2 separate regions of the Homo sapiens genome follow, and region 1 is linked to region 2. A link is an interaction called in ENCODE POLR2A ChIA-PET data of the cell type or tissue named here. Cell type or tissue: PC-9. All regions are shown on one strand. Links, peaks and the distances in the headings refer to the core of each region. The heading gives the core; the rest is flanking DNA.

Region 1 (12,921 bases), core at 3,835-8,834, 180 kb after region 2:
AGCTACTGGAAAAAATTAGATTGTTCACCTATAACATGTAGCATGGTGGGGGTACTGTCAGTATGGAAAGCCCACATTCTGAGGAGTTGACACAGGAAGAGGATATAGCAACGTTGACTAAGAAAGGAGATCACTGAAGAATATTTTATTAACATTTCAGACCTATTGTATCTTATTTCAGCATCTAAAACCTCATGGGCAAATGTTGTTAGCTCATAAGCTTGTAGGACTCTAGATATTACAATGAGAAATTACTTGGGCAATGATCATGAACCTCCTTAGAAATGAAATGGCCCCTAGATTAGGGCTTCTGAAGCTTTGAAAGTCATTCTCCAACTGCAGTAAAATGTTGTTACTGAAACCTTAAAATGCCCATTTAAGGATTGGTTAAGAATGGGTAACCACCTGTGGCAATAAATAAATAAATAAAAATAAAAAATAAATTATTAAATTCATACAGTCAAAAAATGTAAACCACAGATAGAAACATTTAATCTAATTTAAACAAACTAATTCTTAAAAATGGAGGGCTCAACAACCAATAAATCGGGAAGTGACTATTCAACTTACAGAATAATTCACTGCTGGTATCCCATGGTCCATCTATAAAACTTTAATTTGTATTCAATGTCTCAGGAGGACATCTGTTGCACGAACTGAAGAATATGTGCCTCTTATCATTCCTGCACAGGCTGTGCTAGTAAAGAGAGAAGTCACTGCAGCATAAGGCCGAGGTGCCCATGTGCTCATGGGTTCAAGGAATCCATAGAAGAGCCAGCATGGGCTGCTGACTCCAAATGGGCTCCATTCCCAACTCAGTGCTTCTCAGAGGTGGGTAACAACTTCCTGCACCAGAATCACCAGGGGTGCTGCTTCAGTCTACAGATCCCAGGCACCACACACAGCCTTGCATTCGACTCTCTGGAAGGAAACAGGCATTTTTATCCAGCTCCCCAGGTTTGAAAATCACTGAGTCACTTTGCCAGCATGCCTGAGAATGAGCTCTCAGTGGATGGCTGGGTGCCATCAGGACCATTATGAAGTCTCATATCCTCTGGGTTGATGTGAAACTGAAACAAGCCTAGGGAATAACAAACAAACAAAACTTCCAATGAGGTATACAACATATTTCCTTATCTTCTTCCACTAAACATTTATTATGTTTTCAGAGCTAAGCCTGGGAATATAGAGCTGACTAAGACATGGCTCTTGCCTTTAAGGAGCTCAGCATCTAGTGGGGGCAACAGGAAGGAGACCAAGAAATGACACAGGCATGACAATGGCACCGGAGAGAGGTACACAGAGCATTTCAGAAATACAAATAAAGGTTTCATGTTGGCCTGGAGTTGGGGATAGGAATGGAAAAGGAGGGGCAGAGGCAGGATCTGTGAAGACTTTGCAGATGAGAAGCAAATTAAATCTTCAAGGATGAGTAGAAATTAAGGGAATGGGGAAGGCACTACAGCCAGGAGTGGCATGTGTAAAGTTACCAAGGCAAAGAGAGAAGGAGCATTCAGAGAGCTACGCATTACCCATCGCCGTTGAAAAGAAAGAACTACACAGGTGTTGTGTGTAAGAAATGAGCTTCAGAAGTCTGCAAAGATCAGAAAAAAGAGGCAGGTCTGTCCTGCTAAGGGCCACACACCACAGAGTTATTGAGGTATGTTAAAAATAAGGATAAAATTGATTCTCCTACAGTGGAAGCATTATAGACATGGGAAGAATCCAGACAGAGGTTGATAAACTATTTTTGAAAAAAAATTCTTTTTTTCAAAAAAAGTATGGCTATGAAGAGGTCTTTATGTTATATAAGTTCAAATTAAATAAATAAAAAAAGCTAATGATGCTTACATTAAAAAAAAAACTTCCAATGAATGGACTTTTAATGCCTCCATTTATTGAAAGAAAAAAAGATATCTCCTAGTGCTTATCAAATAATTTCTGACAAATACCAAAGGTTATAGGACTGGTTTTCACAGGAGTACTTAGAGAGACATGGCTATAGAAGGTAACACTGGGTTGAGAATTAGAGGTGTGTCCATCAGTGTTAATGGGGATGAAACAGATAAATGGAAAGACCAGGGGGTCTTTAAAAAGTCAGAACAGAAAATCGATTGGAGATATAGTCTGAAGCAAGGTGCTGAGCTGGTCTAGTTTTAGTTAGAAGCCAATGAGCAAAATAGCAAGTAAATTATAATACGCAAGTAAGACTAGTATAGTGCCCGGACTAAGTTAACTTTAAACTAGTATTAACATAAAATGAAGAAACAAATAAAAAGTATGCACATCACCAACCAACCACCTTGCTAACCGTGCTCTCAGAATTCTGTTTTTACTTTTTCAAATGATGTAGGCTTAACAGACAGTTGCTGAAGATGAAGAGCACAAGTTCAGTTTGCATCCTAATACAACTACACAAAAATTAACTATTAAAAGCAGATTTTTTTCTCCTCTTTTTGCTTTTAAATAGATTTGACTAGTACTTGAGATTAAAATGGACTTTTCCAAGGATGTTCCACATATCTATTCCTTTCAAGAGGACTGTATTTAAAATGCCTCCAAGAAATGAAAATCTACTCAGTAAATTTCAAAACTCTAACATACTCTTCATAACTCAGTTCAAGCTTCCGCACTCTCCACCAGCTAGAGGGTCTTCCTTATATCTTATCTAAGGCCCCCATGCTGCAGCCCGCACGACTCCTCTAGTTGTTCTCTTCAAGGACACTGAAAAAGATAATTCATCCTCTTTGTAGAAAGATGTTCATTTTGTTATTTTCATGTTAAGATGTGATTTCATTAATAAATTGTTGACCTCTCCAAGGAGGCCAATTTCTTTCTTTCTTTCTTTCTTTAACCCTGTAAGAGATACTTTTCTCTGGTTTGTGGTTTGAAAAATTTTCATGTATTATAAAAATGTACGGAATGCTGGTCTGCTGCTGATTTCACAGTTATAGGAAAATACTGTATGTGGTCCCAGTACTATACGAGCTTATAAATGAAAGAGGAAAATAGGTATCTAATAGGTTGAGGAAAACCTAAACACTACTAAGGAATGTTCTCATTCCTGGCAATTGAGTAAAGGTAAGGAGAGCATTCGAAACAGAGAAGGGAAAAAGTGACAAAGCAATCTTATAGGTTCAGCAAGGCCTGACTCGGGCAGCAGCTCTTTCTCCCCTAACATATCCCCAATAGTGAGGAAGACCTGGAATAAGCTAGAAGACAGCCCAAGATTCCCAATGACTCCACCCAGAATGCTCTGATGGACTTGGAGGACACTGGCCTGAGGGCCAGTCCAGGTCAGGACTGTCCATTGTGGGAGTGTGAAGCCTGCACATATGGTGGAACCAGCTGCTGATCAAACCAGCTGCTCTGCCGAGTCGCAGCCTGTTCCTCAAGCTCAGCTGGGTGGCAACATAAGAAACTATTTCTGTCTATCCAAAATGTAATGCTGGCCCCTTAACAGGGACTAACTTTCCTTTGCATTTCTAGGAAACAGCACACAGCAGGTGTTCAATAAATGCTGCTTAGAAATGAATAAACTGGTTAATAAAAAAATAAGATGGAGAAGTGCAACCAAATGTACATACTTAAGTCCAGAGGTTGAATCGTGGTTTACTCCACAGCACCTGCCATGAATCCCGACACTAGAACAACCCCTTATGAAACCTGCTGTGCCTGAAGTTATTAGCACGACTACATTACCTTACTAAAGACTCTTCCATTCCTTCACTTTAACAAGGCCTTTCCCAGCTGGCTATTACTGGGAGAAGGGGAGAGAGGAAATCAGTAATGTAAACCAGAAGGAAAATGAAAGAAATGCAGGGTTGAAACATGCTGTTAAGGGACTCACTATGCAGAATCCACCAAGCAATTTTCATGCACAGGGCAACAGAAAAATGACATGTGCTATGTGCTTTAATCCCACTTTTTTTTTTTTAAGAAAACAAATCTGCTCATAATGCTGTTGATATATTTATGCCACAGGCATAAGAAATGAAATCCACAGATAATTTGTATTATTAAAGTTTTAACACACCTATTATTGTTGAAAATTTTTCCTATGATAGTTTCAATACAGGTATAATAACATAACAATGCTCTTTCTCCTTCCTTACAAAGACGAGGCCACAAAACAAATGCCCTAAACTCAAGAAAGGAATTTTACTGTTAGTTTTTTTACAGATGACAAGAAAGTCAGCCCATGCAATGGATGAAAGTAGATCCACACCAAGGTACACAATGTGAGGTTTCAGAACGCACAAGGACAAAGGAAAGGTTCCTGAAAGCCTTCTAGAACTAATAAACAACTTTAGCAAGGCCACAAGATACAAGATCGTCATATGAAAATCAATCATATTTATATGTACTAGGAATAAACAATCTGAAAATGAAATTTAAAAAGCAATCCCATTCACAATATCGTTAAGAAGAATAAAATACTTAGAAATAAATTTCATTAAAGAAGTGCAAGACTTGTACTCTAAAAACTATAAAACACTGCTGAAAGGAATTAAAGATGATCAAGTCAGAGGCCCAGGGTCCGGCCTCCAGCTTTCGTAAATAGTTACTGGAACACAGCCCATTGTCCACACTACTTTCTCACCACAATAGCCGAGTTGAATAGCTGTGGCAGAGACTGCAGGGCTTACAAAAATAATTCTTCACTACCTAGCCCTTTCAGAAAAAAGTTTGCCAAGCTCTGATATAAATATAAATTCCATCCTAACTCAATACTATTGAGATGGCGATTTTCTCTAAATGATCTAAAGATTCGATGAAATTCCTATCAAAATTCCAACAGACATTTTTGTGAGATTGACAAAATTGGTATTCTAATACAAAGGCAGTAGAATAGCCAAAAGAATTTTGAAAGAAGAACAGTTTGAGAACTTAACACTAACCAATTTTAAATAGATTCTAAAGCTTCAATAGTCAAGACTGCACAGTTCTATATACAGATTTTCAACAAAGATACCAAGGCAATTCAATGGGGAAGGACTAATTTTCTCAACAAATGGTTCTAAACAAATGGATATACACATTCAAAAAGATGAATTTAGAACATTTCCTTATGTCACACACAAAATTTAAATCAAAATGGAAAATATAGCACAATGCAGGAGATAAAATAATAAACTTCTAGAAGAAAATATATGGGAGAATCTATGTGACTTGGGTTAGTCAAATAGTTCTTAGGTACAACACAAAAATCATAATCCATTAAAAAAATGGATGAATTAGATTTCATTAAAATTTAAAATTTCAAAAGATACCACTAAGAAAATAAAAAGACAAGCCACAGACTAGAAGAAAATATAAGCAATCATACATATAATAAAGATCTTATATCTAGAATATATAAAGAACTCTTACAACTGAATAATAAGACAAATAATCCAATTAAAAATGGGCGCAATATTTGAATAGGTATTTAATCAGAAAATATATACAAATGGCTACTAAGCATATGAAAAGATGCTTAACATGATTATTCAAGAGGAAAATGTAAAGTAAAACTAACGAGATACAAACTCACTGGGATGCCTATTTTCAAAAAGTCAGATAATACAAAGTGTTGGTGAAGATGTAGAGAAACTAGAACCCTCATGTATTGCTCATGTACGGTCACTTTAGAAAAAGTTCAGCAGTTTCTTTAAAAGTCAATCATAAGCTTACCATACAACCCAGCAATTCTACTCCTGGGTGCCTACCCCAAAGAAATGAAATCATATGGCCACATAAAGACCTGTATGTGACTGTTTATAGCATCTTTATTCATTACAGACAAAAACTGTAAAGGATCTAAACGCCCACTGACTGGTAAATAGATAAATAAAATGTGTACAATACTATTCAACAATAGTAAAGAACAAACTACTGAGACATGCTAATAGGATGAACCGCAAAACACTGTGCTAAGTGAAAAAAGCCACATGCCAAAGACTACATATTGTATGATTCCATTTACCAAAAATGTCAAGAAAAGACAAATCTATAGAAAGTAGAATAGTGGATCGCACCACTGCACTCCTGTCTGGGCAACAGCAGTGAGACCCCCCTCTCAAAAAAAGGAAGTAGAACAGGTGGCTGCCTGGGGCTGGCAGAGAGTCAGGACTGGCTGCACATGGGCATGAGGAAACTTTTTGGGGTTGATTGTGATGGTGGCTGGAAAACTCTATAAATTTACTAAATAATCCTTGAATAATTACCTAAAGTTTTCCTCAATAAGCTATTAAAAAAATGTTAAGTCCCAGGGAGAAAAACTGGCTACAAATAAATGATCAGAAATTAAAATATCTGGGCCAGGCGTGGTGGCTCATGCCTGTAATCTCCGCACTTTGGGAGGCCAAGGTGGGTGGATCACCTGAGCTCCGGTGTTCAAGACCAGCCTAGGCAATGTAGTGAAACTTTGTCTCTATTAAAAATACAAAAAATTAGCCAGGCGTGATGGTGCATGCCGGTAGTACCAGCTACTCGGGAGGCTGAGGTGGGAGGACTGCTTGAGCCTGGGAGGCAAAGGTTCCAGTGAGCTGAGATCATGCCACTGCACTCCAACTTAAATGACAGAGTGATACCGTGACTCAAAAAAAAAAAAAGACTTTAAAATGTCTGCAGTCCATCAAAACAAGCCCATAAACACACACACATACACAAACACACACACACACACACAGCCCTGGTGTGGTGTGTATGGTGGAATGGCACTCAGCATTCATTTCCACTCCCATCTGCCTTTCTGTACTACAGAATCCACAAAGCTAAACACCACATTTCCTGGCCTTCCTGACAACTGAGTTCCTTGAGTAAATTAGGTTTCTCCAATTAGATGTACTCAAGTAAGACTTGAGAAGTGAAGGTGGAGGCCATCATTCTGCAGCTTGGCTCGTTCTCCTGGTCGGCATGTAGAGGGCTACTGGATTGTTCTATAAGTACTCCAGCAGTCAGTCACCAGCTTCATGGGTATCAAGAGGCAGTAGCTGCAATGTAAGGTTCTGATCCTTGGACTGCAGCTACAGCAGAATGTTCTTGAAGTGAATAGTCACAGAGGCGGCCTCCTGACTCCCTCCCATCCCAAAGTGGCAGATAAAGCAACACCCCTGGCAGGCCAGGGCAGCTGTGTGGTTCTGGAGCATTGCTGGAAACCTAGTCTCAAGCCCACTCCTCCAGCCCTTCCAATAATTTAGAAAGCACCTAATATCTGTTTTAAGTCTCTTTCTGTTTAAAATAGCTAGTGTGGTTTCTGGCCCTCCAACTGAACGCCTGAAAAACATAATACACAGGAAGACACAGGAAGCAGTATACCTATACGATAAAAGAACAGCCTGCCTAGGCAGGGGCAGGTCAGAGGCTCTGGGACAGACATCTCCAAAAGATCAAACAAAAAGAGCGATGTATGTGAATGTATTGAGAGTCAGTTCAGGCAATTTGCAGAGAGTATGTGTTTGCATTATTGAAAAGCATACAGAAAACTAAGCAGACAAAAAAAGACTGAAGAAAAAGTTATGTGAAAGAGAAAAGGTAATTACAGTTTACTAAATATTTTACCTGTGGATAGCATCAGTCAAAATAACCTAATGCAGAGCACCGATCTATCCCAAAACACGCTCTAACTGCAGAGAAGTTAGATGAATGAAAAGGCTGCCTTTTGGTTGGTTTGGTGTTAGGGTAGGGAAGACATGGCTAAGTCCTCATATTTCACGTTGCATGGTCAAAGGAGAATATTTAAAGCGGAAAGAAATCAAGGAGCAGCAATACGAACATGTTACTTAGAGATACAGAGAATGATTCCAAAGACTCAGATGTCAAACAGTTGAAACTGGCAGCCTCTAAGGAGGAAGAAATAGGAAGGTGGAGGGAGGTGGGGAAAAGGGAAAGGCATACAGGAGACTGCTGGGGCTTGGCACTAAACTTTGCAGAATGATTTGACTCCTTAAGCTAGAAAGGGAGTAAACTTTAATGGAAAGAATAGAAGTCTTTTTTTAAAAAGAGTAAAGCAAGAGGAACAGGCAGTGACATGGAGTCTCTGCATCATTCTAAGGCCAAAGTGCTGTGGTCAAAATGATGTCCCTCCCGCTCTGGGCACACCGACATGGGCAGCAGGCAACCGGAGCACATTCCACCACCGCCCACAAAGGTGGCTGGGTCACTGAGCCAACAGCACAAAAGAGGAAAGGAAAGAAGTTCCCACAAAAGTGGAGCCAGAATAATATAAGAAAATCAAATCGAAAAGACATCCCAGTATACTAGGGTCAAAAAAAAAATCATAAATTGCTTTTTAGAGATAAAAGATCTGGAAAAAAAGTTTGAAGCAACCACTAACAACGAACTCTGTCCAAAAGAGTTGTGAAAATACCAACATTTTTAGCTAAAGGTTAATTAGATTGCCTAAATTCAAATTTGTTTCTGATGTATCCAAGAGTTTCCATTTCTAGAAATATGTTAAACTAATTTGTTTTTCTTAGAAGTAATGCAGGTCCAAGACACGGATTATTAGACTGCTCTCAGAGGAATCATGTTTCCCTCCATGCTGGCCACATGGACCAGTGTCATCAGTTCTGTTGAACATTAAGAGACAATGTTAACGTTTCACAAAGCAACACATCAAGTGGAAACAAATCCATTTCATCAAATTAATATATTTCATGCTTTAATTTTAATGGAATGCATCTGAGAGAACAAAAGAATAAAAACTACTACCACCATCCTTGTTAAAATGTATCTTCAGGGTAGAATGGCACCATTTGTACAGTCATGGATGGCCCTTCTCACCACAACAGACAAATCTGCACTTGCCTGGCAAAATTTCATTCTTCCTGCAATCAAATTGCTACCAGCATGTTTGTGAACACTGTAAACCTGCCCATGTTGATTCTTGAAATGAAAAATATCAAGGGAAATAAATAATCCTTTACTCCCTGCCATTCTTAGGAATAAGAAACAGACATTTTGATGAGGTAGAAGAAACAACAAACATGTCCTTATTTAGCAGGCTTCTGCTTGGAAGTGCCAGTCTCAATATTATCCACGTGTATGAGGTGGATTATATAACTGCTCAGGGCTGATGGGCCTGATCTCTATGTGGGAAACAAGATCCTGATTTTATGCTCTTAATAATTCACTATGATTAGCAGTTATGGGGGAGGTGGATCTGAGTCACCTCCTGCTCTTCCCATTTGTGAATTCATGTTTGACTACAGTGGCCCTTGCTCTGGCTGGCCAAGGGGCTGGACAGCAGTCCCCTTCTAGGGCTCCAGTGCTCCTCAGCCCTGGCAGGAAGGCCAGCTTTGCCAGCCTAGGCTTCTTGCATCCCTAGCCCTGGAAGGGCCTCAGGTGTTTCAGACACAGGTACAGCCAGCTCTTGCACAAACCCCTTTCCTGCCAAGCCAGGACTGCATTTCCAGTCATGGGCAGGCTTTGCTGCAAATGATTACACAGGACTAAACCTAGACAGACCTGAGGAGCAGAAGGCAGAGTCAAGCCAAACCAGAGCCAAGGGGAAGGGAGCCAAGGGGACTTGGCCATGGGAGCAGACACACAAGCTGCGCCCTGGAGCTGATCGAGTCCCTCGCAGGAGAGGGCTGGGCAGAGGAACCACGACGGCCATGCGGAAGCCACACAAGAGCGATCCAATGTCTCATCTCCGCCCTCAATCATGGCCTCCGCTGATGCCAAAGTAAACCCATTCAGCTTCAGGAGGCTTTTCAGCAAACAAAGCATAATTTGTACGACGGATCTGTGTGTTACAGGTAGGAAATACTCCTGAGTGGGGAGATCTGGAAGCTTTCTAATATTACAATGCTCTTCTATTGCTGAATTTCTCCCTGGATTTATAGCCTTGGTTGACACATCAGCTTGTGAGTTACTTATTTTTCTTTGACTCAGTTTCCCCTGAGAGAAACAGAAATAAAAACCCTATGTTTATTTCCACCTCTCAAATTCAACTATCCAGGAATTAAATTCTGTTTATTTCAGGCTATTAAATATTCATGGAGTCCAAGAACCAGGTGCTTTAGGAGATTAAAAAATAAATAAAACACAGGCCCTGCTATCAAAGAGCTCAGACCTAGAAAGTTTAAAAATATTCTCAAATAACCATGTCAAAAGGTAAAATGTGGTAAATATCACAGGAGATTATGATAACAGTCTGCTCAACAAACAATTTCAGGGGATCTGGTATGTGACAGGCATTGTGATAGGCACGGAAAACAAGATCAAAAACGTCGGCCAGCCCTTCCCCCGCAGCTGTGGATGGTGCAGCAGGGACTGAGAGATTCAGGGAGGAAGAAATAATCTCTGATCCCAGTGGCCGAGAATTGGGTGACAGGGTGCTGGCAAGCTCTGATGGCACTGCCATTCAATACCCATGCCCCCTGACCATAGGGGTGGGAGGTGGGTGTGGTGGAGGATGTTGGCAGGCAGAGATAGTGAGTCAGCTTCTGAACTGTGAACACACACACAATGGCCTGCAGATGAGACAGGGTGCACCCCATGTGCTGGAGACACCGGGCTGCCAGCTTGCCCACTGACGTGGACATATGTAGGGGAAAGGGAGGAGGGTGGCTCGGGGCCTGGCTGGACAAGCAAGTATTCGTACTTTTGTCTTGCACACAGTAGAGGATCACGGGCATTTGAAATGACACAACTGGAAGCTAAATCCAACAGCAGGGGAGACCCTTACCAAGGCGAGGTAAGTGGGCTACCCTCGGCCTCCCTTTCCCTGCTGTTGTTTTGGTAGCTGGACAGGGCTAGGGACAGGAATATCCTTTCCTTCTGTGGACGGTTTGGGGGTCATGAGCAATGCCCTGAGGGAGCCATTTTCACCAGCCAAGGTAAGATGGAGCCTCACTTTCCAATCTTTTCAATCCTGCCTGCTAATGACCCTGCCCATCTCTTTTTTTTTTTTTTTTTTGAGATGGAGTCTCGCTGTGTTGCCCAGGCTGGAGTGCAATAATGCCATCTCGGCTCACTGCAACCTCCGCCTCCCAGGTTCAAGCAATTCTCCTGCCTCAGCCTCATGAGGCTGAGCTTACAGGCACGCACCACCAAGCCTGGTTAATTTTTTGTGCTTTTAGTAGAGGTGGGGTTTCACCATGTTGGCCAGGCTGGCCTCGAACTCCTGACCTCGTGATCCGCCTGCCTCGGCCTCCCAAAGTGTTGGGATTACAGGCGTGAGCCACCGTGCCTGGCCAACCCTGCCCATCTCTTTATTCAACATATTCTCCAGCCACAGCCTTTAATCACACAGAACCTTTCATAAATTGGGACTAAATAGTAAGCCCTTCAAATGCTGCGTGAATGCAAGCTGTAGGAGGACAAGAACACGGCTTTGTTTGTACTCTGCTGTATCTCAAGCACCTGGGAGAGTACCTGGCACATAGTAGGCATACAATAAATATTTGTTTATTTTTTGCTTTTTGTTTTTTTTTGAGACAGGGTCTTGCTCTGTCACCCAGGCTGGAATGCAGTGGCACAATCACAGCTCACTGCAGCCTCGACCTCCAGGCTCAAGCAATCCTCCTGCCTCAGCCCTCCAAGTAGCTGGACTACAGATGCACGCTAATGTGCCTGGCTAATTTTTGTAATTTTGGAGAGACAGGGTTTCACCACGTTTCCCTGGCTGGTCTTGTACTCCTGGGCTCAAGCAATTTGCTTGACTTGGCCTCTCAAAGTGCTGGGATTACAGGCATAAGCTACCGCGCCCAGCCTTGTTTGTTAAGTGAACAAATGAAGCTTGATGCATGGAGGGAGTATAAACTGAGATAATAAATAATCTTAAATACCATTTCTAATAGCTTCCTTTTATAGATGAGAAACTGAGGCTCAGAGATGTCAAAGGATTCCTCTAGGGCAAACAGTCAGCCAGACAGTAATCAGTTAGTTAAAAAACTATTGTCCAGGCCTCCGATGCTGAGTATAAAGCTCTTTCTACTATCCTACATTACTTCTGTTTTTTGCATTTTCAATGACCTATAATTAAGAGCAATGAAATTAGAAAGCAGCAGTTTATAGATCTCCAAAGAATTTTATTCTAAAGATGTTTAGAACCTCCATGACACAGGATATTAAGGTAATAAAAACAAATTAGAAGTAGGATGGGGGAAACAAGCTGATTTCAGGTCAATGAAATGAAAGCAACACTCTCTCTCTGTGCATTTACAACGCTGCTGCTTAGAATTTCTGAGATTACCTCCATTACTCTGCTTTGAAATTGCTCAGTAAACTACATCAGACATTACTCCACTAACACTCTCACAATCTGGCCGTCCCTGCTGCTTCCCTGGAGACTAACACATACCCAAGCTTCAAAAATTTTCCCTTGGCAATAAAAGTGTATATATTTTGAAAGGCAATAAAATAGAGGCTTGTGTCATCTTTGGAGGGGCTTTTTGGAATCTTCTGCAAAGATTTAAAAATCAAAAAGCTGCTTGGTAACCATCTGCAGGGTAAGAAACAAATAAGCAATAACCAAGACGGTTTTGAATGAAAACCGGAAAAGGAAATCTCCTCACAATGACATCAAAAACAAGTACACGTGACCACCCGCTCTGTGCCAGGTATCGTGCTAGATGCTGGTGGGTCAGCAGTCTATGACCAACAAGGTCCTTGTCCTCAGGGCACTTGCAGTCTTGGGAAGGGGAAGCTAGAATCAATGACATTAAATAAAGACATAATCACAATTGGTTTACTACAGTGGTGATGCCTGCTGTGAACAAGACATGCAGGTGCTACTGGAGTGGGTCACAGGGTCATCAGATGTGCCCAGGCAGTCCCAGCAAAGGAAGGGAGAACCGAAAGGCTTGCTCAGCTGGAATGACGGTGAAGGCGGGTCCGCATGGCCAGAGAGCTGGTCAGAGCAAAGCAGAGTAGGCATTGCCTTGGAGGACACATTCACTACAGATTTGGACCTTTACCCTCAGAGCA
Region 2 (12,921 bases), core at 4,975-9,974:
AACTAACATTTACCGAGTTCCTAGGAAGATAAAACAGATTTATTTCATGACAGTACTACCAGGTATTTATTCCCTTCTAAAGTTTCGCTTTTATTTTTATCAAAGTTCTACTTGCACAGATTCGAAGGGTCAAATAATTCTCAGGACTTTTCCTGAAAGACAGCAGCCCCCATCCCCTATCCTGCCACAGTCTGCCCAGACGACCTACAGGAGACCTGTTTTCAACTCTTCTAGTTGGTTCCTTTGGTGGGTCTCTCTGTAGCTTTAAACAAGCTATTTTTCTTGCTACTTCTGGTTTGTTATTTGTTTTAGGCATTGCCTCTGTATCACCGAAGAGAAGCACTTAGCTCCTTCATGCCTCACATCTCCTGCCCATGCCTGTGCCCCTCCCGGATCTTCCTGATGTGGGCATGCGGAGACTCCTGTCAGATCCCCTTTCACACTGTTACCTGTTCAGGTCACTACTGAGCTCCACAGTAAACTAAGATGACTTCTTCTCTGTGCAACGTTCTGTTTCCCCCAGCTTTCCCAGCTGTGTTAACTTGTCATCAGCTTGGTTTCTCCTGTTGTCAAGGGGGTGAGGCGTGGTATGCTGGCTATGAGTGTGGACAGCCTGGGTTCAAATCTCAGTTTTGCCACTAACCAGCTATGCCATTTTAGACTAATGATTAAGCACTGAGTGCCTCAATTCCCTCACTGATAAAAGGAGGATAATGACTACCATCTAATAGGGCTACTATCAGGATTTAATCGTTAATACACACATGCTTAGAACTGTGTCTGACACACAATGAACACTCAATAAATAGAAGAGGCAATGGTTGTTATTAGGTTTGCAATTACTTAATCCTCTTGAAGTGTCCCTGAAGCCTTCAGCTCTGCTCCAGTCTGAACAGATCCCCCTCTGATGATGACCGCGCAGCTGAGGCTTTGGGATGGTTCTTGCCTTGCTTTTTTTGTTGCAACTCTTACTTCGTGGATCTTGTCTTAGCTTACTTCTCGTTTTGGTGGAAACACCTTGCTTTTATCATCTCCAGAGAATAAATCTCCAGACTTCTACCAAGATGAAGGCCTGTTGGTGATTGGCAGAGTGGTCCTTTTGCTACACGTCAGTGAGGAGAAAATCGAGGGTTCTGCTCCTCAAACACATTTTCAATCGACAGTCCTGTGTTAGCCCTACTTCAAGAGGAAGCTTGTACTACTAACTCCTGAATCTTTTGGGGGGTTTTGTAGTTCAAGCTGGATTGCTTCTTGATTGTTCCCCTGCCAACTTGGATTTCAGCTTTCTTGGGTCTACTGAAACCTAACTGCTCCACTTCTCCATCTGCTTTTCAGCTTCCAAAATTATGTTGCTGATGTCTCCTCTCCCCGTCACTTAGTCTCTAATTACTTTATACCTGAGAGGGAAAAAACCAAACCCTTTACTATTACTGTATTGAGAGGCAACTGAGGTTAAAGCTTATGTTCAATCTGCCATCTTTAATCAAAAGTCTATTAACCCTACATCTTACTGGTACAGTAGCTGAGGTACCACAAGAGGGTGAATAATTGGTGGAAGCTCGCAAAACCAGTAAGAATCAGAAAGTGAACTCAGGATCAGGTCAGCCTGATCCTAAAGTCCAACCCTTCCCATTGGAGCACACTCCCTCTCCAGGGAAACGTGGGGCCTCTTCCAGTAGGAATTGTTTATTGGAAATGTGTCCCACTTTGGCCAGGCAGGGTGGCTCATGCCTGTAATCCCAGCACTTTGGGAGGCTGAGGCAGGTGGATCATGAGGTGAGGAGATCGAGACCATCCTGGCTAACACGGTGAAACCCCATCTACTAAAAATACAAAAATTGGCCGGGCGTGGTGGCGGGTGCCTGTAGTCCCAGCTACTCGGGAGGCTGAGTCAGGAGAATGGCGTGAACCCAGGAGGGGGAGCTTGCAGTGAGCTGAGATCGCACCTCTGCACTCCAGACAAAGTTACTACAAAATGTCTTTACAAAGTCACCAAAGCTCACCATGCCGCAATTTGTTAGAGGGTTAATTTTTTAAATTATAATGGTGCTTGGTAAATCTCCTTGAATTAATGAGCCTTGCAGAATTATGGCTGATGTGAAAAGGTATATAGTTAGCATCTGTTTGTTCTGTGCATATATCTCTCTTCCATGATGTACATATATTTTAAGGAACATTTCTTTGGGTGCTTTTGAGACTCTGTCTCAAAAAAAAAAAAAAAAAAAAGAAATGTGGCCCACTTTGACATCGGTACCAGGATAACTACCATTAGACCTTGAAGATTCAGGTGACATCTCTCGGCCTACTGCTGGTACCGTGCCACATTCCATGTCCCCCTCCTGAATGCCCCTGCACTTTTGCTCCGTGAATTCTTTTAAAACCCCAGGCTCGGTCCTCTGACCTTAGTTAGAAAGGTTTCCTAACAGGAAAGAAAATGGGTCCGGCAGTGGGGCCCTTTCCCTTGCTTGCCCTATAATACGATTGTCACCTGAACCTTTCCCAATGATCAAAGTACCTGTAGGAAATCTAAGAAGCCCCTTCTCAGAAAAAGTCTGGGGTCTTTTTATCAAAAAGGCAATGAGAAGGATATTTTTAGGCCTCACTCACCAACAATTACTGCTTTCAACTCATGAGCAACCCTAGACCACATCTGCCAAACTTGGCCTGTGGGTCCCCATCAGTCTATCCTACACAGCCTAGCGGATAAGAGTACGGGCTCTAGAATCACATGGACTGGGGGTTCAATCCCAGCTTTGCCACTTACCTACTTGTGTGGACTGAGGACAAGTTACTCAGTTCTCTAAGCCTTGGTTTTCTCATCTATAAAATGGTAATAGCTGCAGTATTCACTTTATTGAGTTGCCATCAGTTTAAATGAGATATCGTATATTAAGCATTAAGTATAATATCTGGTCTGGTGCCAGGTAGGGCGAACACCACAGTATCCTTCACGGTGTTCCTGGGAATGAAGCCCCCAGCAGCCTGCACCCTCAGCTCCTGGCCCTGCATGTAAACCTCAAGGGTCACCAGAAGCTTGCCTCAGGGTTCCAGGGTTGCCCCCAACCACTCAAATCTTCCAAACAATGTGTACTGGGGACAGAAACTTTGGTTATGTAAAAGTTTAAAAGAGTGAAGTGATGCAAGCTACTTTAAGGATACCGGAGATAAATGATCTATTTATATTTTTATGGTGAAGACATAAATAGAAAAAAACACAGCACCCAAAGAAATGTTCCTTAAAATATATGTACAGCATGGAAGAGAGATATATGCACAGAACAAACAGATGCTAACTATATACCTTTTCACATCAGCCATAATTCTGCAAGACTCATTAATTCAAGGAGATTTACCAAGCACCATTATAATTTTAAAAATTAACCCTCTAACAAATTGCAGCATGGTGAGCTTTGGTGACTTTGAAAAGACATTTTGTAGTAAGTCTGTCAAAATAGAATAATGAGGAGCTCCTAAATCCCAACCTTAACTATTGACCCACAGACATTATAAATTACAGGACAATGTTGTTTTATACTGTATTCATTCATTCAACAACTATTTACTGAGCGCCTACTAAGTGCCAGGCATTGTCTGGGCCCTGGGGATGGAGCATGCACAATGGAGACAAAATCCTTCTTCCCACAAAAGGTGTTTGCCAGTGAGGGGAGAGGGGCACCAAATGTGCTAATACGTAATATTTTTATATAACTAAAAATTACTATAAAAATAGTAGTGGAATTGAATTACATACTTCAAATAAAGAGAGTTGGGTAACCCAAAAATCTAGCCTTTGGATTTGAATCCTATGAAGGGTAGATGGAAAGAGAGAAAGAAAAGAGGAGAGAATAAAGGGGAAAAAAAGAAAGCATCAGAAGGAAGTGAAGGAGCTCTGAGGCTCATGAAATAGGAACCCAGGAAGGACCCTCACCTAGAGACCCTGGGTCCAAACACCCTGGTTTCCTCCCTTCACCCTACAGGGAATGGATCCCCAGTGCAGGGAGAGGGAGGCCCCCTTTGGGTCCCACTCAGGATGCAGAGAACCCTGACATGCAGCATCCCAGGTAGGGAGAGAAACAAGCTGACCAAGGGGAGTTGATGGGGTCACAGACGACATGGAGATCTGGGGGGACCCTGTATTCTTGCCAGTAAGTGACAGCAGAGACTGAGGGCTCCACGTAAGACGCCAGCCCTGTTTCTGAAGTTTGAAAAGGTGCTGATGTTGGCAAATGGGCAAAGGAGGCCGGCTGGCTGCTAAAGGACATGAGGCTACTGTGTTTAACTTGAGGAATGTACTCCCATTTGGAGTAGGTGACTTCACTGAAGGGAAATTCTCCGGAATTATCTTAGGTCTTGTGGACTATGCACAAACCAAACAAAAGTATATTGATTTACAGTGAGAAACTTAACTGTCATTGAGTCCAGAAGGCAGTGTGCCTGGCACTTCATGTATATTAATTTATTTAATTCTCACAAGAACCTGAATGCAGTAGAAAATATTATTACTTCCATTCTACAGATCAGGAAAGTGAAGGACAGAGAAATGAAAATAATGGTGAGTGAATACCGAGCTGTGATTCAAACCACGGTGATGTGGCTCCAGATTCCATACCCTTAACCATTGGGTTACGTGCTAATTACAGGAGATGAAAAAAGGAGGAGGATTTAGAAAGCGGTTTGGGTCACTGGGTATGTGGTATCATGCACTGATGATTCTGTGCAAGTTAAAGCATGTGTTTGCATTTAACCTGTCTTTGTTAGTCCTTTCCCCATCACCACGTTTTATTTTGAACCTGTTTTGCTCTGTTGATTTCAAGGTGTGGTGCTTGACATATAAAACACAAGCTTCTCTTACCTCTGAATGAAGAAGGCAGTGATTTGGGTGAGTTTGACAGAATAAGTCATCTATCTTCCATTTTGATACAGAAATCCTAAGTGATCAATCAGTTGTCAAAACTTTTTAGATAACTCTAATCAATATTTAGGCAGGAAATGTGCCTTCCAGGCCCAGGCTGGTAAAAGTGAACATGCTCTACCTTTCCTAGCTCGTGTTAGTTTCCATTTTATTTTGAGGACATGGCTGATTATGTTAAATTCTAGTTTTAGTTCCATGTCTTCCTTCTCACCTTCTCAGCCCTAATCTTTGGACCAATGCAGTCAACAAACATATTCTGATTATCTGGTATGTGCCAAACTACACTAAGGGAACAGAGATGAAGAAGACATTGGTTCCCCCAGGAAGAGAGGCGGGAAGGTGGAAGGAAGCAGGAAAAGGCAGATAGGCCTAGAATCAGACTCACTACTTGAGATGGGATGAAGGTGAAGACCCTCCCTGACAAAAGAGTAGTAAGCAATAGCAGACAATTCTACCTTTACCGTTGGTGAGGAACACAACAAAAAACAAAACCAAAAATACATTTGGGCCATTGTTTTCATTCTCCTGCTCCTATGCCTTCAACTAGGAGCTTGTCACAGCTGATAATAAGCAAAGGGGACATGGAGGGGGTTCATCTCACCTTACTAGATATTCTCTGATGAAAATCTTTACAAGGAGCTAGGAAAAGCAAAATATAGTTGGTCCTCCATATCCATGGGTTCCATATCCATGGATTCAACCAACTGTGGATCAAAAATATTTGAAAAAAGAAAAAGATGGTTTGGTCCATACTAAACATGTACAGACTTTTTCTTGACATTATTCCCTAAACAATACAGTATAATAACTATTTACATAGAATTTACATTGTATTAGGTATTATAAATAATCCCGAGATGACTTAAAGTATACAGGAGGATATGTGTAGGTTATATGCAAATACTATGCCATTTTATATCAGGGACTTGAGCATCCCTGGATTTTGGTATCTGCTGGGGGTCCTGAAACCAATCCCCTATGGATACCAAAGTCCAACTGTAGTTATAGCGAACAGATTCATAATCCACACCCTACTAGGCATTCTTTTAAAAACCCCTCCTCTTTTCAAGAGTAGAGGAGCCGTGAAATCCAAGGCCATCACGCATAGACCACAGACCGGCAATGCTGGAGTGGACCATGAGACTGTGTGAGCCCACTGCCCTCACTGCACAGGTAGGAAGCAGGTTCACAGAAGCTGAGTGACCTGTCGAAGGTCACACCACAGCTCGTTCGTCAGAACCACTACAGCCTGCATATAATCTTCTCTAATCTAATTCTCACTGCAATATTATAGCCTGGATATTAGAGCAGCATTAGATATACTCGGAAAACAGTGAGAGGCCATGGGAGTAACAATGTCATTAAAGTCTTAATTAAGGACACACGGTGACCTCAAGCAAATCTCACCATTTTTACCCTGTATCTCCCTGCTGCTCCCTCTCTTATCTCCCTGCTGCTCCCTCTCTGTCATGTCAGTTCTAGCTTCTTATTCTAAGAAAACTCATCCTTATCTCACTCCACCAAACCATACGAGACTTACACAGAAAAATGCCCCTTCAGTCCTAAAAACAGGATGGCTTCCTGGCATCATTCTAGTCCCTACCTCCGTTAAACTAAGTAAAAAACATGTAAAAATGCCTCACTCTTTGAAGGGAGTGTGAGACAACCAATTGCCACATGGCACTAAAAATGGTAACACTGAAAAGGTTCTTTGTTGAAATGCATGGCTTATTTATCCTATAGCCTCTGAAAACATATGAGGCCCGTGCAATTACTTTTAATATTTCACCCATGCCAATCTGTCAAAGCACCACGTCAACTGAATGCAGCCGGCTGTGCCAGACAATACATTTGCCAAGACAAAAGCAGGATTCGACTGGACCCAAGCTCCCCCAGTTCTCAGGGCAGGCCACCTTCTTAAATCTGACAGCCTCCACATGCACCAGCTTCATTTTTGCAGCAGTTCATGCACACAGAGGAAGTTTCAGAGGATGGAGAAGCGGGAAAATGGCTACGTGGCCCTGAACAAAAGGCACATCTGCTCTTCTGCATGCATTTTCGTCATTCCTAAATGAATCTGTGAAACCTGGCCCGACTGTGTGTGGGGACAGAGGAGGAGCTTGGCACTCGTCCCTCATCCCTTAGGGTTTGTTAATCTCTTTACACTGTCTTCCAAGGTAATATTCAAATCAACCACACAGCTCAATTTACTTTGCTTGTGACTCTAATTGAATAAATCTAAAATAACAACAGACGCACTGGCCCAGAGCCTTGGCCAAATTTTTCCTTAGACACTTAAAGCACATTCTGGCTGTTTTAATTCTGCCTGCAAGCAGGTAAATGCACTCTTGTCCAGTGCCTAATTTTACACCAGAGGGAGAATGACTGTCATTCTGTGTACTGTTTCCAAGGTGGCTAATATTTACTGATGGGTAGAAGCTTTGCAGAAGTAACCCAATAAAAACTTAAGCACCCTTGAAGGTGGGGAGAATATTCTCATCCAAGTTGGTTAGCTGGCCTTTCACACAAAGATGTTTAATAAGGTACTATTCTGTGCCTGCATATCACTTCTTCAGAATCATAAGTGCTGAGTCGGCTCTGAGAGTTTGTTCAGTCTCTTTTCTAGGTTATGTTTAGGTGAGTCTTCAATGATCCTGAGTGTGCAGCTATTCCCATTTGTAAACGTATCCAGAGAACAACTGCTCTAATAAGCCTGCCACTCATTCTAGTTTCTCTCAATCCTTTTGGAGAGGGTAAGAATTTTAAAAACTGGATCATTACCTACTAGGGGTAGGAATGCAGGCTGAGCCTTAGGAACATGGCACAATAAGTAAGCAGCCAATGATAGTTTAGAACAGGTAGGTCAAACTTCAGAATGTCCAAGCTTTCCTCTGGGGCACATCACCTAACAAGAATGTTTTCGAGGTGACTCACGCCTGTAATCCAGCACTTTGGGTGGCCAAGGTGGGCTAAAGATGCTGAGTATGTTTTTAAGGTCATGAGAGTAGATCTGCTGGCATTCTTGCAGCTGTCTGAAAACAAGGGTTAAAAGGAAACAACAGGCCAGGCACGGTGGCTGACTCTTGTAATCCCAGCACTTTGGGAGGCCAAGGTGGGCAGATTGCTTGAGCTCAGTTCAAGACCAGTCTGAGCAACATGGTGAAACTCCATTACTACAAAATGCAAAAGAAAAAATAGCCAGGCGTGGTGGTGCGCACCTGTAGTCTCAGCTACTTGGGAGGCTGACATGGGAGGATGACTTGAGCCCAGGGAGCTTGAGCTGCAGTGAGCTGTGACTGCAGCACCCAGCCTGGGTGACAGAGTGAGACCCTGTCTCAAAAAAAGAAAAAAAAAGCAAAAGAAAAAAGAAACAACAAACATGACTGGCACCTCTCCAAGAAGGGAAGGAAACTGCCAAGGATGGCTGCGCTATGGCTAGGTGGTGATGGTGCTGTGGCAGTATCTGCTGTCTTAATGACAAATGAAGACACCCCCAGAAGCGCAGGGCCATCACAACAAGCATGTCTGTTTCTCAGTGGGCAAGAGTGTTCATTACATCTGCATCCAACATTTATCAGAGTTTGGAAACTCTTTCTCGTGGGTACAGTAAATGCCCCAGCAAGCACTGTCAGGCCAAAAGCCTCTTCTAGCTTCTCTACAGAGACCAAATGGCCTTCACCTTCTCAATAAGTCTGCCACACACTTGACCCTAGCCCCTCCTCGAGTTTTTCTTCTAGGTAGAATTATTCCAAGTCTTTCTTTCCCTTTTCCAGGCCCTAGTGTCTCATGAAGCCCAGGTACAATGAATGCTCAGGCTGGTAGACTGTGGATCAAGCAGTTTACCCTTGGAAATTGGCTCCAAACCACTGGGAAGTCTGGTCAGAAGGTGTAGTCTTAGCAACCCAAACCCCCCTCCAGTACAGAGCACCTCTGAAGTCAACCTCATACTTCAGTGAGAGCCAGCCAGTTGCCTTATCTTTGTATATAAGGGTAGCATGTGATAAGTTACCTTAACGTGGCTGCTAATACCACCACTGATGCCCAACACAGTGAGGAAATGTTTACCGAGTGAATGAACGAATGTCGGCATCACTCCCTGGAGCAGACCTCCATGCTTATTCAGTATCTCACAGCCTGCACGTTTTGGCTCCTATCTGAGGTTTTTCTCCTTATATTCGTCGTCTGCCCTTCTGAGCCCACATCTTGTTTCTAATCACAGCTCAGAGTGAAGCACGTGTAAGGTAATTACTCCTCAGTGTGCTGTGGCAGCGCTCATTGATTAGAAATCGTTTTCACAGGGAACACTATAACAAGGAGTTTTGATCAAAGGTGGATTATTATTTCAGTTCTTTGCCTCACCCACGTACATTTGCTCCCTCCTCCTGAAAGAAAATTTGTGCGTGTGAAGACAGATCCTAAGGGAGACAGGAATTTTTTTAGAATGAAGCTATTTATTTCTTTAAGTAATCGTAAGTAAATATTTCTTTAAAATAAATTACTAATCAAGCTTTTTCCTGAAACTCATGCTCTGAACCCATAATGTCGTTCTCTTTAAGCTCATCTCTCTGGGAAGAGGCTGTGTTCACGTCCAGATGTCCTGCATTGCAGGGCCAGACCCAACCACAGCCAGCGTGAACACGCTTCAAGGCTGCAGGGGACTGGGGTATCAGGATCCAGTGGGCTCTTCGAAGACATCAAATGGTCTGTGGAGATTTGATGAATCCAGCGAGTTTACTTACAGGTCCTGTCTTTCTGTGCCTGCCCTAAGAGTGGACTGAACTCAAAATAACGAGCAACTACAGCACACAAGGCATTTCAAGTGTGTCCTTCTTTGAAGTTGTTTACAGCTGTATACATCATTCTCTTATCGAATACTGGAAAGCAGGCATCTAAGGTCTGCAGCAGAAGCTGAGGTGAAAAGCACAGGAGGAAGTTCAATTTTTTTTTTTGACATTTAAAAAATCATCTTCCATTCTTCTTCCTGAGATGCTGGGTTAGATTCCATATGCAAGAGGGAAGACAGGGCATGCTCTGATGTCAAGTCTCAATGACTGCTTTAGATGGAGAAAGAATAACTCAAGACATTCCAAAAGGTTTTAAAATTACAATTTTTTTTTAGTAACATTTTTACCTTGGCATAAGGTATCATTAGTCCTTAATCCAAGCAATCAGAAAGCTTAGACAAGAAACTTAACAAAAAAGTCCTATTGGGGATTTACAGTGCTCAGAAGAGCACTTCCCATGGATTGTCCTGGATCAATGTAGCTCAAGCTTAAGTCTATCACTCTACCTTTATAGTGCCCTAGAGAAATAAACCTATTCCTCCCAAAATGATAAGCTACATGCGTCTAAAATATGTATTGTGTATGCAGATACATATACACATATGCATGTGTTATAATACACACATACAGACATACACACACACATACAGACACACACAAATATACACATACATATATGTATGTATGCACCTATGTAGTATTAGTGTGAGTCCTTGGCTAAGGAGATCTTATTCATTCAGTGAATATTCTAATTGTGCAAGCATTATGGTAAGTACCAAGGATAACATCAACAGATTTCCTACCCTCAAGGAGTTAACAGTCTAGTGAGAGGGACATAAAGTCAGTAAGTGTCAAACAGCAGCTTTCCGATGGACCTACATGTAGGTACGGTGACCACCAAGGATGATGACCGTGGAGAACAGGGGCATCATGAAAGCTTTTCTAAAGAAGTAGCCTTGAGAAGCATCTTAGAGGTGTTTGCCCAGAGGCCTCGGTGTATGAGATCTTTGATACATGGTTATCTTTGATATCCTGCTCTTGGTATGTATGGTAACTTATCAATAACAATTTGGGGTATGCAAACATCTTCTATATTAGCTCAAAGGGCTGACATCAATCCTGAGTTTCATTACCTGCCCTTGGCATCCAGTGAATGCAGCCTAGGTGCTTTCCTTAGAACTGTGGACATGTGAGGCTGGGCACAATGGCTCACGCCTGTAATCCTAGCACTTTGTGAAGGCGAGGTGGGCAGATCCCCTGAGGTCAGGGGTTTGAGACCAGCCTGGCCAACATGGCAAAACCCTGTCTCTACTAAAAATACAAACATTAGCTGGGCGTGGTGGTGGGCACCTGTAATCCCAGCTACATGGGCGGCTGAGGCAGAAGAATCACTTGAACCCAGGGGGTGGAGGTTGCAGTGAGCCAAGATCATGCCACTGCACTCCAGCCTCGGTGAAAGAGTAAGACTATGTCTCAAAAAAATAAAATAAAATAAAATAAAATAAACTGGGGACACGTGAAACGGATAGTGCAGTTTACAGAGTGCAGGTTCACCAGAAATGCCTGGTGAACTGAATCAGTTGGTGCCCTTGCCTCTCAGTGGCCCTGTGATGGCATACCACTGTGAGCAAGAAACACACCCAGGGAAGTGAAGGGTGTTCTGAAAATAAAGACAATGTTGCAGAACAACTGTTTGCTATTCTCACAGTACTCCTCTTCCCCAGAGGATGACAAGCTGGCCTCCTCTCCAGCCTGCACTGGGAGGCTTTGTCAGGAAAGCTTTGCCATTAGCATAGCCATGTCAACCTAAAGGGAGAAACTGAGGCAAAATCAATAAGAGGGGAGTTGATTAGGGCCAAGATAAGAGCTTCTTAGAAGACTCAGACACAAGTAACCTTGGATATGAATTCCATTTGACCCTTGTTACAAGCAGGATTTAAAAGCCAAGAAAAGGGACAAGGAGTGGGGTGTCAGAAAGGTGTTTGTCAGGAATTCTCATTAGTTTACAGAAATAGCATTGATTAGTGATTGGCTATATGCAGTTGAACTATGTGGTATGGGTCAGGTGTCTGGTGTGCAGTATTGTTAGGTTAATTTGTGGCTACTTGTGACAAGTCGGCCTAGAGGCCGCATAGCAGGCGGCTTCGAGAGATGATTAATTAGCTCAAAAGGGCAGTGGGATGTGGCCGCTGCCTCAATCCCATGCCTCTCTGGGCCTGATAATTTAGAGGTAGCTCACGTTCCTCAGACAAAATGTTTCTTTTTCTTCCTCAGTAACTATGTGAGCAAACCAGGCCTCCAGTCTGTTATAGGGACCTAGAAGGAGTAACATTTAGGTGCTCCAACTCGGGGGAAGCTCGGGCTGGGAGTGGCCAACTCGCAGATTTAGCTTCCGTGTTTGCCGTGATATGAAGCCAATTCAGATCTGCTGCATCTCCTTTAATCCTGCCATGACTGCTTAATGGCCGTGAGACCTTAAACCCGTAAGTCAGACGCTCTGAGCCTTGGTCCTCCCACAGTACCAGTACATAATACGGGACCTCATACAGAATGGGCACTCAATGGCATGTGCAAGTACGTGTGTACACGTGTGCATCCAGGCATGTGTGCGCGTTTTCTCAGGTACACACACACACACACACACACACACCTGACAAAAGTTCCCTCAAATGATTAAAGGAAAAAGGGACTTGAAACACACACACTCCCCCAAAAGTTAAACATTATCTTGGGAATACAACTTTTACAAGCTCAGTGCAATAACGGAACAGATATGGCAAAATGGATCCCGATGTTAAAAAAACGTTTTTCCGAAACCCACCAGATGAGCTGAGAATTTACTAAAGAGACCACTGAGGAAAAGCAGGGGACCCACTTGGGGCACTAATGCTCTGAAGTGAGTGGAATAAAGCAGGTCACTCTTCAAAGACCTCTGGGTTCCAGCCAATGCCCAGGATGTGACAGGCAGCAACAGGGACCCCAGCACAGAGGCACTGACCCCATCTTCAGTGGTAAGCAGCCACTGGTCATCAACGAAGTGTTGTAAGTACAATAGGACACTTTTCAAGCGCTTACACTCAAGAGCCTCGCTTGGCACTGTTCTTAGCTGACTCATTTGCAAATAAAGAACAAATGTGGATAGAAGAAGAGAGGAAGGTAGGTCTGATTCCCCAGTTTACAACAGAATATGGCCTTTCCCAGGCACCAGAGTTTCCCATAGGGCAT

The links. ChIA-PET counts read pairs that join two places held together with the same protein. Peaks named below come from ENCODE experiments on the same cell type or tissue, not always from the same donor. Only the 100,000 strongest peaks of a DNase experiment are listed, where the experiment ranks them.
Region 1: POLR2A ChIA-PET joins it to region 2 with 5 read pairs; 3 of 35 experiments call an interaction of 5 or more read pairs at or near these places.

The regions. Positions count from the first base shown.
Region 1 is chr6:5,454,719-5,467,639 of GRCh38, reverse strand. The region is part of intron 4 of FARS2 (phenylalanyl-tRNA synthetase 2, mitochondrial); the gene reads right to left. FARS2-AS1 (FARS2 antisense RNA 1) reads left to right here and starts at 9,565. Exons shown (of 2, transcript NR_125848.1): 1 at 9,565-9,746. RefSeq lists an enhancer at 9,941-10,927. In PC-9, for the core only: no CTCF peak of the experiment used is centred there; no DNase peak of the experiment used is centred there.
Region 2 is chr6:5,639,565-5,652,485 of GRCh38, reverse strand. All of the region lies in intron 6 of FARS2 (phenylalanyl-tRNA synthetase 2, mitochondrial), which reads right to left. Among named protein-coding and RNA genes, the nearest start is that of FARS2-AS1, 190 kb to the right of the region's middle. RefSeq lists a silencer at 12,654-12,874 and an enhancer at 12,620-12,921. In PC-9, for the core only: no CTCF peak of the experiment used is centred there; a DNase peak (open chromatin) is centred at 7,745.